2 separate regions of the Mus musculus genome follow, and region 2 is linked to region 1. A link is a loop called in an ENCODE intact Hi-C map of the cell type or tissue named here. Cell type or tissue: heart. All regions are shown on one strand.

The links. A loop is a pair of places that touch in the nucleus more often than their neighbours do. Peaks named below come from ENCODE experiments on the same cell type or tissue, not always from the same donor. Only the 100,000 strongest peaks of a DNase experiment are listed, where the experiment ranks them.
Region 2: it touches region 1 in a loop (5-fold over the local background); 7 of 42 quality-filtered maps call a loop at or near these places.

What each region holds. Positions count from the first base shown.
Region 1 is chr17:67,511,613-67,519,612 of GRCm38, reverse strand. No RefSeq gene overlaps it. Among named protein-coding and RNA genes, the nearest start is that of Gm36201, 110 kb to the left of the region's middle. In heart, no CTCF peak of the experiment used is centred here; DNase peaks (open chromatin) are centred at 4,542, 4,972, 6,762, 7,392 and 2 weaker places; H3K27ac peaks cover 2,468 bases.
Region 2 is chr17:67,562,336-67,570,335 of GRCm38, reverse strand. The region is part of intron 2 of Gm36201 (predicted gene, 36201); the gene reads left to right. Among named protein-coding and RNA genes, the nearest start is that of Gm36201, 63 kb to the left of the region's middle. In heart, no CTCF peak of the experiment used is centred here; DNase peaks (open chromatin) are centred at 3,885, 4,395 and 5,285.

The DNA of each region.
Region 1 (8,000 bases):
GTGTGTGTGTATGTGTATGCATCTGCATGTGTGAGTCTATATTTATGTCTATGTATATAAATGTGTGTGTGTGTCTCTGTGCATGTCTATATGTGTCTGTGTGTTTCTCTCTGTGTGTGTGTCTGTGTATCTGTGTCTATGTGTCTGTGTGAGTGTGTGTCTGAGTCTATTTGTGTGTGAGTATATGTGTCTGTCTGTGTGAGTTGATGTGTATGTATCTCTGTGTAAATCTGTATGTGTTGTGTGTCTGTATGTAAGGAATGTGTGGTTCCTAATGGTATAGACATCTATTGATTGATCAATGTGTAGATTTTCTATCCTCTCATCGACTGTTATAATGATCGATAGAGGAGCCAGAGGCTCAAATAGCAAGGAATGAGAAACATGAAGAGCTAGACTACATCACCTGGAATATTCTCTCTCTCTCTCTCTCTCTCTCTCTCTCTCTCTCTGTGTGTGTGTGTGTGTGTGTGTGTGTGTGTGTGTGTGTGTGTGTGTGTGTTCATGTCTATGTGGTATGTTGTGTCTCTTTGCCTCTGGGATACATACACATGTTAGGCAACACTCTACCAATGAGCTACACGCCTGATTCAAACACTGCATCTTAAGTTACTTTGAATTTGAGAATGCTGCCCAGTCCCCACTTTCCATTCCCAGCTAATAGAGCTGGGCTGGGTAATTACCTTTCCTAAACATCATACTTCATTCCTCTGAACATAATTGACTTGGGAAGTTGCTCTGGATCATTGCAGATTTAACTACTGTTTCTCTAAATGTTAAGGACCTGGAGGACTGGCCCACGCTTAGCTTGGTCTAACTTACTAGCCCTACACTGGACAAAAACTAGGCGTGGAATGTGCTTGGATCTGAGTAGTGGCTATAGCTCCATGACACCATCCTCCTCCCAACTACACATGGCATATTCCATACATGTCCTCCCTTGCTTTCTCTCTTTCCTTCTCATCTTCAAAGAATGCTAAAAGCAAGGGGTCAGGCACTGATGCAGCATGTAAGACCGGAGCCTGGTCTCAGAATTATCCTGAAGAGATAAATGCGGATGGCTGCTGTCCTCGAAGACCACTCCATCCATATACTATAAGCCCTTGTACCCTAAATGATACTCCCTGCAAGGATGTCAAGGCTCTAATCCCAGGGTGCAGAGAGGGTACTATGAGCCATGTCAAATGAGGAGACTGTGGTCACCAACAGAGGCTGAAACCCTGGCATCTAGAATCTGTATTCTGAAAATCTGACCTCTCCTGAACCAGAGGAGATCAAACTCGACGAGGTAGATATAGATATCAAGGAAGCCACTGTGACTTGGGGCCCATTATAGCCAGGTTCAAATTCGGTTTCCATCTTTCCATCTTGCTCTGGTTTTGAGGAGACCCTCTACTTGCTTAGTCTGTGTTGAGGGCCATAATGATAATGACTCATCTTAGAGAGTGCTCTTATCCTTGGCTCTGAACCGGAAACAGCAGCGAACCTAGGCCCCTCACCCCACACCTCCTCTAGCCCCTCACCAACACACGCCATTTAAAAAAATTTAGGAAGGATATATTAAATGAAGAAAATACCTATCTTCAGTAAATACCTATAAATAAAAATAAAGCATTCTATTGGTAAAGAAGTTTAAAGAAAATAGAAATGTTGTTAGTTGATAAAGGGTTTTTGACTATCAATTATTTTATAAGATGTCCAATGTGTTCCAAAATAGAAATGGATGGACTGAATAGATTTGCTCAGCTATTAAGGGCTAGGCTCACAGCTCATGGAAAATGAAACATAAAAACAAAAGCAGGCATTTAAGCTGTATTAATAGGTTATGAATTGTTTTTAAAAAGTTAGACAGACTTCCTGTAGTCCAGGCTGCTTTGAACTCACCCGTGCGACCAAGATGGCTTTGAAGATCTGCCCTTCCCCGCCTCTTAACCTTTCACCACACTGGTTTATGTGGTTCTGGGGATCAGAATGAGGTTCACACAGCCACAAAAGCTGCACCTGTGTCAGACTCTGCAGGGCTGTCTGACTGACAGAAGCTCTGTGGTGGTGGAGAGCTGGCATGCAGTAGGTCTGTAGGTAAATTATCTGGGACAGTTATCGGCTTCCTCAATAGCCATTTGTGGGCCGACATCTGTAGATGACTTAACATGCTCATGGTATCAGGTAAAATCAATTGTGGGTTATACAGATAGAGTCCTTAGCTGCTACCAGCCCAAAGGCTATGCACAAAGCCCATGGACACCTGAGACACAGACATCAGGATAGTGGCATGACTTGTCCGTGTCGACCAGATGTTCCCACCAATATATTTTAAAGACACCTTGGTTTCCACTTTATTTGTTCTGCTACTGTAAAAACTTAATTAAACCCTTACACATTGGAACATGCTCCCTGGGGTCACCTGAAACTGAGTTCCCAGGCTATGGTCACCCCACAGTCAACTGTCCCCTATTCTCTTGAGATGAAAGCTAAGATTTTGCTTGAACAGAACCTGGGGATCGTGCATGCTAGGCGAGGTCTGTCTGAGCTACATCCTCAGCCCAGAACCTTCTTTTCCTCTTTTGTGCTATGGCTGGGCAGGGTAATGATTAGTGATGGTAATACATTTTGAACGATAACTTTAAAACCCATGGCTGTTTCAGATGTGCCTTCAGTGCCTTTGGGGTGGGAGATATACTTTCATGGACATTTTTTTTATTACAGATATCTATCTATCTATCTATCTATCTATCTATCTATCTATCTACCTACCTACCTATCTAACGGTCTAACTATCTATCTATGGTGTGTATGTATGCCCATGTGTGCCGTGGCAATTTCCCCAAGTTACTTTTTTCCTTGCACTATGTAGTTCCTGGCAATCACTGGGCCTGTGGACAAAATTTTAAAGCATTGACCTGGGTTTTAAAATTGAAACCCAATATATGTTGAATATCAGCCACATGTGTCTCCATTAGACGCTCACATTGTATAGCATTCTGTTCTAGCTGAAGCTTGACTTTTTTTCTTTCTTTCTTTCTTTCTTTCTTTTTTTTTTTTTTTTTTTTTTTTGGTTTTTCGCGACAGGGTTTCTCTGTGTAACCCTGGCTGTCCTGGAACTCACTCTGTAAACCAGGCTGGCCTTGAACTCAGAAATCTGCCTGCCTCTGCCTCCCAAGTGCTGGGATTAAAGGCATGTGCCATGTGGCGGGCACTTTTGCGCTGTGGGATGGTTGCTACCAATTCCAACAAAATTCCTTCCCAAACACCCTTCAGGGTATAAACCCATGGGGTTGGCGGAGACCCCACTCATGGCAGGACAACGGTGCCTATATCCATCGTGAAGCTGAAAGAGAGGGAGAGGATCGGAAGATGAATGAGACCTGCAAGCAACCCAGAGGTGCTTGAGTCTACAATTATTTCATTTCTGCTAGGGTAGGACTGGAGCATAATGAGGCATAGCTCTCATCAGGTTTATTGTAAAATAAGTAATTTAGTAAACAGAAAATAAAGCTGCTGAAAGATGGTTTTGGAGCCATTTGTTTTATGGGGCATAAAGGATGATTTTGGTGCGAGCATTAAGACAGTTGTCTTGAAGCTGTTATGGATGTTAGCGGCCTCTGAGAGGCTGTGCGTTGGCAGTGGGCCCTGCCCCGGAAGCCTAAGAGCCTAAGATGGGAAAGTGTGTGTGTGTGTGTGTGTGTGTGTGTGTGTGTGTGTGTATCTCTGTGTGTGTGTGTGTGTGTGTGTGTGTGTGTGTGTGTGTGTGTGTGTTAGCAATGCCTGTCTGCTCTTTCACACACTGGAGGAGTAGATGCCTCCAGGGCTGAGTCTCACAGCTCGGGGTGGGGGGAGTGGAAGCAGGAGGAGCTGCCTCGCTCGCTCACTAGCCAGTGTGGGGTTGTTAGAGTGGCTGAAGGAGGGAGACCCTGCACTCTAGAGAAGGATACTCTTAAGAAGGAATTGTTTAATATCCAACACATTCCTGATTTCACCTGACTTCATGCAACATCATAGTCATGTTCCAGGCCCATGAGAAACAGCATATAAAGAAATGGTGCATAAAATTATCTTTAGCTGGATCTACAGTAAAATGAAGCCAGAGAGGGCAGAACAAAGTGTGCTTTAGACTCTACAAGGCCCTATGGTGTCAGGGAGGGGCTAGGGCAAATATCCCTTGCCCCCGGGGGCAAATGTCCCTCCCGGAGTCTACCTGTGTCAAACTGGAGTGAAGCAGCCAGGAGGCTGTGCACAAGCAGGAGCTGCCAAGAGGGGAAGAGACAACTTTACACAAATCCTTCTCTGAGGTGGACATGGTGGGGGTCTCTGTGTTTGCCCTGTGGTCAGATGGAGCTCTCCGCTCTCAGTGTTATCCGTACCTAGCTTGGCAGTGTGAGCCCCTTTGGGGGTAGACTCCGCACACTGCTCTGAAGATGCTAGTCTTGCCTGAGTTGGGAGGTGACAAGCAAAGCTGTCTGGTGATGTCTTCCAATAGGAATGCTGGAAATGGCTGATCTGGATCTCGTTTCACAGGAAGTAATTGCTGATGCTCAGAGATTAGGGGGCCTGCACAACATCCCTTAGTCGGGGAGGGCAGAGGGCTTCTAACACACTGTGACACCATGTCTATTGTCTTTCTGCCACTGTCAGACCTGCACAAGACCTGCAGGAGATCAAGCACTGGACAACTCCAGTGTGGATGGAAGAGGAGCTCAAAAGGCCCTGCCTCCTCCTGCAGGAGCTAGTGGCTGCTCATGGCTTCTGCAAGGAGGCACAGACACTTCTTCAGAGAATCTCAACCTCATAGTCCACCCTCCAACCTGAGCCCTGGACACTGACTTAGCAGGCCCCAGCTATCGATGCAGGGGCCCGTGGGAGAACAGGTCCAAACTTTGGCCATCTGGAGGATGTAGGAAGAATGGGAGGAAGCTGGGATTTGGAGGGCCAGTGTTTATAATTAGCAGCACAATGCTTTACAGGGTATTGGCTGCACAGACTATGAATACTTCTACCACACAACCACTTGTGTAGAGCCAACCCAGATCCTATCAAGAAGTCAACTGACACTCCGTACAAGGCTTGCCCCTCAGCTCAATCCAATCACCATGACATGCAGACAGGAAAGTGAATGGCCAGCGGACACAGTGGACTGCTTGGCTTTTGATGACACCCACGGCTTGGGTCATCTGTCACTTTACTTACTACATACTACACCTGTTCGCACTGGCCACAGCTGACCTTCCTAAAATGGTTCTCTGTCTGCAATATCCAAGGAAGTTAGCAAACCTTTCATGTTCTAGTATGAGGCTTCTGTGGTATGCTTGTCAAAACTCCCCACATATTGACACTGGAGAAGATGTAGACGTGAAATCTCTACTGGCAATAAGGGGAACAAAAACCTCAGAAAGCCTCCAGGCCCTTTCTCCCGTGGGTCTATCTCATTTTGCCTCATGGTGACTTTCCGGCACGTCTTGAGGTACAGATTCCCTGGGGTGTGTGTCTGTTCCTGTGTATATGTGTGTGTGGGTGTGTGCATGTGTGCATGCATGTGGGAGGACATGTGTATGTTTGTGTGTATAAATGCATGGGTGTGTTTGTGTGCATGTGGACATGGAAGTGTACATCTGTGCAGTCGAGTATGCATGCGTATATGTGTGTGTATGTGTTTGTGTGCGTATGTGTTGTGGATATATGTGTGTGTGTATTGTGGGCATGTATGTGTGTGCCTTTTTGTGCATGTGCATGTGTGTGCATGTATGTGCGTGCCTGTATACACACAAATGCAATCAAGAATCCTTCTCTAGAGAAGCACACCCCAGATAGAGAGGTGGACCACAGGTGAACACATGCTTACATGTGACCTGGTCTAGTTTTTCCTTTTCTCTGCAAGAGGCAAGGAAACATTAAAGAAAAACAAGAGCTTTAAGTACAGAGAAGACGAAATTAGAGGATGCCTGAATGTGCTGGGGCCCTCAGAGACCCATATCTCCCTAACTCCAGACTTAGCCCCTCAACCAAGACCATGCCCTGCCAAGGTCACTGTCCTGAGGCCCACTGTGTCTCATCTGCAGCTTTCTCATGGACTCTCAGCCACCCAAGAGCTGACATGGGAAGGTCACACTAAGGACTTACTCTAGGTAGGCTGTTCCTGAGGCACAGATGAGGAAAAACTGAGCAAGTGGACCCAGTGTCTCCTGCCTGGGGAGAAGCAGCGTGTTCCAGCAAGGGTACCTGGTCACTGTTGCCAGGCTACATGAGCAGGATGCAGTAGCAGATGTCAGAAAACCCATCTGATGCTGTCCTGGGAGGGAGTGCATGCAGAAGAGCAAGAAGTGAGCCTTAGGGAAAGATGTCACTTTCTCCCAGCTGCTGCCAGGAGGGGCTGGGTCCAATTCATGACAGGCATGTCTAGCTATGCCAAGTTTTACACAAACATCTTATGTATTGTTTAAATCAGAGACAGTGGCAGATAGAGATATATTTCATCCAGCTGTTTGTACAGGACTTAGCCCTATTCTATCTCAAACAATGTTCATTGTTTTAAGTCTTTATATCCCAAAGTTGTTCCTATGCGTATCTGCAGGGGAAAAAAGTCCTGTTCTGATAGTGTTTTGAGCCTGGACTGACTCTGTTGTGTCTCAGGAAGAGGAATGAGATAAACAGCCCAGGGGAGCTGGGGACAGGCTCTGAGTGAGCAGAGGCCAGCCCTTAAGTTACCAGGCAGGTCTGTGCTGAGTGCAGCCGAGGGGAGAGCAGCTTTTCCGGAGGTGTCCTGGCAAATGGACCAGGTGGAGGAAGAGGAAGAGGCGGGGCTTCCGGTTTATATGTGTCTCCTCCTGAAGTAGGGTCCACTGGACCCTGGCAGGAAAAAGATGGCCTTGTCTGATAGGAATGCTATTTCATTGTTTGGAACAATGCATTAGGGTCTTGGTAAACGGCGGGGCTTGAACTCAAATGTTTTGTTGAGTTACTAAAACCGGTTATGATGTGATCCTGCCCCCATTAGGGTAGAACCTAGCTAAATGGTGTATGAAGCAATTGCTGTTTGGAAAATGTCAAAAATTACAAGAAGTGTGGAGTTATTTGTGTGTGTGTGTGTGTGTGTGTGTGTGTCTGTGTGTCTGTGTGTCTGTGTGTGTTTACAGGGATTTCTGAAACACTGAGGAGCAAAGAACAAATGGTATATGGAGAAAAGAAGGACAGAATCCATTTATGGTGGGACCCCATCACTATCACTATCCAAGTATGGAAAAAATCAGTTAGTCAGGCACACGAGCAGCCTGCTGATGCTGGAGAGAGAAAAACACATTGAACAACGTAAGTGTCTAGGCAGATTTGGCAGCAAGGGCTTGGAGACCAAAAGTGGGGAGTCAAACCACACCTTTTCTCCCTGATCAAAAGGAAGTGGCTAAAGGACACTCCCTAGGCCTGGTTCCTCTGACTCCTACTAAGAAGGGAAAGGGGCTAACAGAGCCTGCCTGCGTCCTCAGACACAGGAGAGAGGAAAAGACAAATCAAACCAGCAAATGGTTAAAAAAGGACAGACCAGAGATGAAGACAGCATCAAATTCGGCGGTTGTGGGGAGTCAGAGCAGGAGCTGGTGAGACCAGAGAGGCACGGGGGCTGAGAGATGGATGCTGTCTCCTGATGGCTCATACTGGGTCCTTGGGTGACAATAACAGGCAGACACCTGGGGTTTCCCACCAAGGTCCCTTCATGCTGTGGCCACTGTGCCCCTTAGACATCCGGAAGTGAAGCCACCACTGTGTATCTCCTCTTATGTGAAGTAATTCAAGTCATTTAAGTGAAATATATTTTTGAACATTCTTAGGTATAAATTTCACACCTTTTGGGGAGCTGGGGCTCAGATGCCTTCTAGGAAGGCTCAAGTGGTCTTTCTTCTTTGTCAGGGGTGGGGGTGTTTGCTCAGCAGAAACCAGGTGCATATGTGCTTACCCTTCATGCGCACTGGTGATGGGAGCCAGCTGGGTGAGAAAGGATCATGGCCTCCACCAAC
Region 2 (8,000 bases), 51 kb before region 1:
CTAGTTAGGGTTCTTCTCCTAAGAAAATGATCCAGTGGGAGATAATATATGAGATTTAATGTGGAAATTGCCTTGTGTGATTATAAAGGCTGAAGAGTCTCATGATCTTGCAAGATAGAAAGAACCAGGGAAGACTTTGGAAAGGAGTTCAGTTGTCAGCCCTGGCCGCTGGGATGAGGGTGGGATGTAGGAAGTAGCAGAGAGATGAGGTGGCTTCTGGTGTGAGTCCCAGAGACCAGAGACTTGGCATCCAATAGCCTGGACTCCAAACACAAAACACAATGAGCGGACTCAGGAAGAGGGAGAATAAACTGTCTTTGTTCCTCTCATTCTAGCTGAACCTTCTATACACTCGAAGGTTGCACTCACATTGGTGAGAACAGATATTTATCAACCCATTGATTCAGAAATGGCGTTTTCAGAAATACTCTCGCAGAGGTACCTAGCAATGCTTTACCGGCTACCTGTGCATCCCTTAACCCAGTCAATTTAACACATGAACTCTCACAGGCCTGGGATTGCAGCTCAGTGGCTCAGCACTTGCCCAGCAACTCGTAGACCTTGGAGTGGATCCCAAGCACTAGAAAATAATAACAAAAACCACCTCAGACAATATAAAACATTCTGGGGGTGGGGGTGGGGGTGGAAGTAGGGGGAGGACCAAAACCTTCCTTTCGAAGGAAGTTGGAATAGGATCAATAAAGGTGTCCTGGGACTTCTGAAGCAACCCGAAGCTCTTGGTGTGGCTTTGTCATGGGAGCCAGGCAAACAGCAGCCACTGGGCAGCATCCAGCCCTGCTCTCCACCCTTCTTAGCCTCAGAATGTCAGAATGGCCCCTCTGAGCACACTCACCATTCATTATTGCTGGGGTTGTCTGAGCCACTAAATAATGACAAGTATGAATAGATTGGTGATTCCCCTGTTTGAAATCAAGCAACCAGTTGCAGAAAATAAGGCTGTGAGTCATTGCATTAATTGTTAACTCAGCTCGAATCATGGTATGCTTTCCTCACCACTCGCCAAAATGCTCTGGATATTCCAATGAAACACACACACACACACACACACACACAGCATTACTTTTCACATGCCCTAAGCTGTTCAATCGTTGGGCTACTTCCAAATTTCCAAGTTGCACATCCCTCCCCTCCAATACTCCTGAATTACTACTTACTAAAAATCTAAATTCCATCTTTGCTCCCATAGACCCACAGGGGACCCCTTGGGATCTCTCTTCCCCGGCTCCTGCATGGCTGTCCGCTCTTGCTTCTCCAACTCTCCGGCCTAATCTTTTTGCTTCCCCAGCATGGTGATTCTAAATCCTCCTTCTTCCCTGGGTTCCCTTGCCTGGGAATCTAAAGTCCCACGTCTGTCTCTCTGCCTGGCCATTGGCTGCTGATAACTTTATTTACCAGATAGAGTCAACTAGGGGCAGCAACCTGCAGCATCTTTACATGCAGATGTGCGAATTCCTGTGTAATTTGAGAACCCAATTAACATAATGTAAGCAATGAACCAAATCCACATCAGGAGTCACTTCACTCTCTAGAAAAAAAAAATTATACATCATTTATTGTTGTTTTTAACCAAATCTCAAATGTTCAAGTTTACTGATAAAGACTCTGGAGCCAGATGCTGGGGCGCGGGGGGGTGGGGGGGGGAGCCTGCTAACTCAGAGAGACAGAAAAAACACCCAGCTGACCTTCTTCCTCAGCCCATATCCCCAAAGGAAGCTCCTCCACACTGCTCAAAACACTATCAAACTAAATGCCCTGTTCTCTCTCTCTCTCTCTCTCTCTCTCTCTCTCTCTCTCTCTCTCTCTCTCTCTCTCTCTCTCTCTCTCTCTTTTTGTTTTTGAGACAGGGTTTCTCTGTATAGTTCTGGCTGTCCTGGAACTCACTTTGTAGACCAGGCTGGCCTCGAACTCAGAAATCCGCCTGCCTCTGCCTCCCAAGTGCTGGGATTAAAGGCATGCGCCACCACCGCCTGTGTGTCTCTCTATCCATCCTCCTGACTTCTATGGTATTTTCCCGTGTTCACTCGCTATCAGCTGGTTGCTTGCTCCGCTTGTCTACCTATAGTTGACTTTACATAATCCTGTTTACAATAAATAGAAAGTTCTCAGATTAAAGGTGTATGCCAGGGCTGAGCCACACCACAACTGGAAGCAGGATTTTTTTCCCAGTAAATAAAGCAATCTCAGGGTTCAGAGTGTGATCACATATCCTGCAACAATTTATCTCTTAAAAAACAAAACAAAACAAAACAAAACAAAAAAACTAACAGTAACACCCTTTGTAACTTTGTAATAGGTGCCTCTACTCACCCATTTGATAAACTCCACACACTAGAACTGGAAGTTAACTCTTCTCCCTGGACCACGGTGCTCTGTTAAGAACCCTTCCTCCCAGAGGTGAGGGAGGGAACTGGGTGGTGCCTAGAGCATCCCTCCTTTCCAGAGTCAAATGCTAGTCCTCACGGGTGGTGCTCGGGTGGGAGAGGAGCAACACACCTCTCTAGTTCTTTCCCCCATCTCCTTCCCACCAGAGCTCATTCCTGGCCTTCTACTGCCCCTTCACCTCACTCCGGTGGTTCATCTTCAGCTGGCTGCTCCTAGCCGTCCTGCACATGTTCACTGCAGCTGCCATGTTCTCTCCTGCAAAGCTAATGTCAGTCTCAATGGCTGACACAAAGGGAAAGAGGGAAGACCCCTGACCCACATTCCTGAAAACCTTTATGAACCAGAGCATGCTCTCTGGCCACATACAGGGACATCTGCATGAAAAGTAACCGTGTAGATGTCAAATGAATGGGCCCCTCCACAAGTGTTACCACTGTAAAATAAGAAGTGACAACGGTGCTTCCTAGCATCATGGGCATTTTAAACAAGGGCCAAAGTGTTCCAAGAGAGTTAGGGGGCAGATCGAGATGGTTAGAATTGCAGACACAAGCTCCCTTTCATGAGATACGTGAAACAAAATGATCAGCAAAAGACAAGGGCCAAAGGCAAAGACCTGGTCAGCTGCAGTCCCAGCCACAGAGAGAAGCATAATGTGTTCAAGCTGAGATGGTGGTAGCACCCCTAGGAGCTTATGGAAAGTAGATATGAAAAAGTAAACCAAATAAAAATGCATACTAATCTTACAACACACATGCACGCTTATGTGGAGGGAATCTCTTGTGCAGTGTGTGGAAGCAGTCTCATGACAATCAAAAGGCTAGGCTAATTAATCCTGAGGCAGGATTAGAAGGTGAGACACCGAAGAAAGTGAGAAGGGGGGGGGGAAGAGGGAGAGGAAGGAGGGGGAGGGAGAGAGATAAAGGGGTGAGGGAGATGGGGGACAGAGAGGGGGAAGGAGGGAGAGGGAGAGGAATTCTGGGGGAAATAGTCAGGAGATTCACCCCAGGACATGAAAGAGGACAGAGCATGGAAATTGAGCAGAGGTAACCAGCCACGTGGCAGAGCTTAGATTAGAATAAACGAGATACCAAGTTATGATCTAGTTGGAGAATGAGCCCAAACCTATGGCCAAGGTGTTCTTAAATATAATAAAGCCTCAGAATTGTTATTTCTGGGAACAGGAGCACAGCTTACAGTAAACACCCTACTTCATACCTATATACACAGGCATATATGTAGACAGATACATATGAGTGTGTTTGGCTATACATGCCCATTCACATGAATGCATAGCACTCAAACATAGGCACACACTCACATGGCACTCATATTTGCACTACCCAAACATGCATATGCATGTACACACACACACACACACACACACACACACACACACACACACACACGCGCGCGCGCGCACACACACATTTTTAAAATATCCTGTCACTTGGATGCTTCCTGTCAGAAGTCAATTCCTGGCTCTTCCTCTTGTCATTTCCTGTCTGGATTTACAGCTGGCACTGCCACAGTCCAACTCTGTAAATAACACTGTCCTGCGAAATGACACCGGCTCAAAAGTCACTTCTTCGCCTGCTTCAGGATGCGTACTTGGAGGGAGGGGACCGATGAGAGATTTGGGTTCTTCCAACATCCCCCTGCTGATTTATGTATGAAGAAGAACAGAGCCTGTCAAGGCAAACACCACCTTGTTAAATGCAAAATGCGATCAGGCTCTGGGCAGCCACAGCTGCCAATACATATATTTCAGGAACTCAATTTATTTTTAAATGGAATTTTAACTCTGGCTAAAGGAGTCACAATGAATCCCTTATTTATATGAAAACGGTCTTGAGTGGAGAACAACATACAGGCTGGAAGTCTGGAGGTGCAGGAAGCTAACAAACTCTAGGAGAAAATACTTTCTTCCTAATTTATTTGTATCCTGGGTGGGGTGAGGGGACTGAGAGGTCAGATTCCATGGAGCTTCGGGTCCAGCTCCAGGCCCCTCCTGTGAGCAGGCTGTAGCTTTTGTCTCCAGCGGAATGGGAGTGGTACCCTCTTCCAGAGTCACCTCTAGGAAAGAGGGTTATAGTCTTTTGGTTTTTTAGTGTGTGTGTGTGTTTAGTGTTATGTACATGTGACTATATGTTTGTGTATATGTAGTATGTGTGGATACCTGTAGGTGAATATGAACATATCTGTTCCTGTGCATAGCGGCCAGAGGCAGACATCTGATATCTTCTCCCTCTCTTTTATTTTCTGATCCAAATTCTTCTTTAGAATACTAGAATACACACCAACCTACAGGGATCTGCCTGTTTGTCTCTGATGCCCCGGTCCTAGAGTTATAGACTTAACGACCAGCTCAGCTTTTTCATGGGAGCTGGCATCCAAAATTAGGTCCCCATGCTTGCAGTAACTCCTCACTAACTCAGCTACCTCCACTGCCCTGGGAGACCTCACTCTCTGGCCAGGTTCTTCACGTATCAGGTAGAGAGGTCAAGGCTACCAGGATAGGGACAGAGCCGTGGCTTGAGAGATAACATTGGTAGCCACCTCCCCTGTCGCATGGGTGGAACCTGGGATGAACTTCAGCTGAGGCATGTTGGTGACTCTGGCAAACTTGAATCAGCTCAGTTAGCTGGTGTGGGTTTTGCTTTGGCACACGTGCATCTATTCTAAGGGCGCAGTTGAACAGAAACAAAGAGCAAGCCAGAAAGCCCCACTGCCAGCTGAACTCACCTAAACCAGTAGCAGTTCTTATGACCCAAGGTCCCAGCATCAGGGCAAGGACCCTTTCTGGAAAGAACCACCTGCATCCTCTGTGCCCTGAGCCCCTGGCTCCCTTCCAGAACAATAGCCCGGGATAGCAGGACACACTGAAGGGACTTAAGGTCACCCAGCAGCACATCCCGCCCCCTAAGTCTCACCCACAGCATCCTGTGAGCCTCTGTGGTGACCTTCAGAGGCGATCACAGCTGTGTTTGTGTCTGGCACAGGCCTGTCCCCAACCTAGGAGGGAGAAAACTGTCCAATTCAAGTACTCCTATCTTCTTTTCTTGAATCCTTTGGAACAACACAGGGAAGGAAGGAATTTTCTTAATATTATTAAGGTACGAGATAATCCACACGGGTTAATGAGAATTCATAGGTTTGCTTTGGTTCTAATTAGAATCCGAAAGCAAAATTTTTCACTGTGAAATTTGTACCATTTAATCATCTACATTGTGGTGCTTTTAATATAAATATCAATATCGGATGGATTGCATGCTTTTAGTTTGATGAACACCAATACATGCTTTTGTGGAGGATTATAAAGAAATCCATTAAGCACCACAGATTTGCCCTGTAGCCGTGGGCTATGGCTCACATGGACTTTGGGGAGATGTACACAAGGCCATGGGAAGAAGAATAAACTCACAGCATCCATCGGTTATGAACACACTCATGCCCAGTCAGTGCCCTGTTTCTGTTTGTCTTTCTGGAAGCACAGATGTGAAAAAGCACAACTTTCAGAAAGCATGCAGCTATCAACGATCAGAAATGTAAATTTTTTCCTTCCTTTTTATACCACACATACCTATATTTATAATAAATCATGAGACAATTAACTTGCTTTTTTCTTTTTGGGTCCAAGACATACTCCTGCTTGGAATTCTTGGAGATACATTAAAATATTACAATTAAAAGGCTTTTCTCTAGTAAACTTATTGCCCGTGTTCTCTCAAGAAAAGTTTGTAGTTTCTGCTTTTTTAACCTGTTTGGGCCCTGCACTCTTATTTTTGTTGTTTAAAACCAGACATGTAGGAGCTGAGAATATAGGTCCATAGACAGCATGCTTGCTTAGCCTACACAAGGCTGTGTTTGATCCCTGACAACACATTAACTGGTTGTGTATGGAGTTCTTGCCTATAGTTCTAGCACTTAGGAGATGGCAACCAAACAATCACAAGTTCAAGGCCCTCTTTACCTTCCTTAAGGAGTTTGGGATTAGTCTGGGTCAGACACCCTTTTCAAAATAATTATAATAAAACAACTACTTGGTTATTTAGAAATTTACAATAATATGCCATGCCTCCATCTTACATTCCTCCAAAGCTACTCAAATTTTGTTGTAGATGTTATTGCTTTTTTGCTTAGTAACTTTCTGCATTACTGTTGCATGTCAACTAAATTATCTGTTTGATTATGTCAGTGTCTGATGTTTCTGAATGACTCGAACCAATACTTTCCCTTGGCCCATGCGGCCAGGCCCTGTGGACAGACAAGCATCATCTTGAAGGTTCATGTTCATGGGTCACTTAGCTCTTAGTTCCTGCTTGAGTAGAATCCCAAGCAGAATTCCAGTGTTGGCTAGCAGTTGGAGTTCAGGGCCTTCTACCTCTCCTGAGCAGAAATATAACCTTGAACATGCACGTTGACCCTCAATTTTCCAGGACTATGTTGGATCTTTTCAGAATCCACTACAGATTTCTGGCTCTTCCAGTGTTTCCCTTGAGCAAATTTGTCGGCTCTCATTAGCTCTAATTGCTGATATTGCTGTAAGAAGTGGCAATGTTTAAAAATGGCTACTAATTGTTGCGAACAAGCTGTCCCTGACATGTTGTGTTCAAACATGGGAGTCCTGAGTCTGGCGTGTTCGGCTGGAGGCTGGAACCCTTGCTTGTTCCTCACAAGCGGCAGACAGCCCTCTTCCCCAAGCCCCACCTGCATTGAGAAAACTTTGAGCCAAGGACTTGTGCCAAAAGCCCCATCTTGTATTTTTGGCAGCTGACAAAACCTGCCTTTCTGACATGTCTGGCCCACCCACGTGCCAGCCCAGGGCCTGAGCGTTTGACATAATTGGACACAATTCCTGCTCCTGGTTGAGGTCACCACTCCTCATCTGAAGTCTGTAAAATGTCCTCGCCTTAGCCTGGACACTCGATTTCCTCAGCTCGGTTCTTTGATGAACCCACTCTGGAGCAGCGCTTAATAAACCTGTGTTTGTCTGCTTTTAATCCAGTTTGATCTGACCTATATTTGTGTCACTGAGAGAAAAAGAGAAAATAACTAACAGGGAGAAATAATGACAAATCTGAGAAATGCAATTTTTTTAGGGTGATATTTCTCAAGAGATTGAACTAGGCGGGACTCAAGACCTGTTCTGTCTCCTTTAATGGCTAAGAGGCTGTTGATGTCATAGCAATCATTTTTGCAAGGCTGCTGTTTTTTTAGCTTTTGAAGGGACATTAGGATTCAGGTAAATAAAGATGCTCCAGGACATGAGGATGCTCTGACATCAAGTCAGAGGTGTAAGCCACTGTGGTTAGTTAGAAGGGGCAGCCCAGTGTAGCTGGAGACACAGGGTTCCCTTGGAAAAGCATTGTGGGGGATAACAATGAAGACTCAGACAGTGATCAAAGCAAAGAGTCTTTATATCTAGATGTCTGTAAGGGCATCTTTTACCTCATGTGTATTAGTGTGCATCTATGTGCTTGATTGCCACATGTATATGGGTATCCACAGAGGTTGCAAGAGGATGTAAGATCCTCTGGAGCCAGAGATACAGACAGTGGTGATCCATCCTGAATGGGTCCTGGGATCAAATTATGATC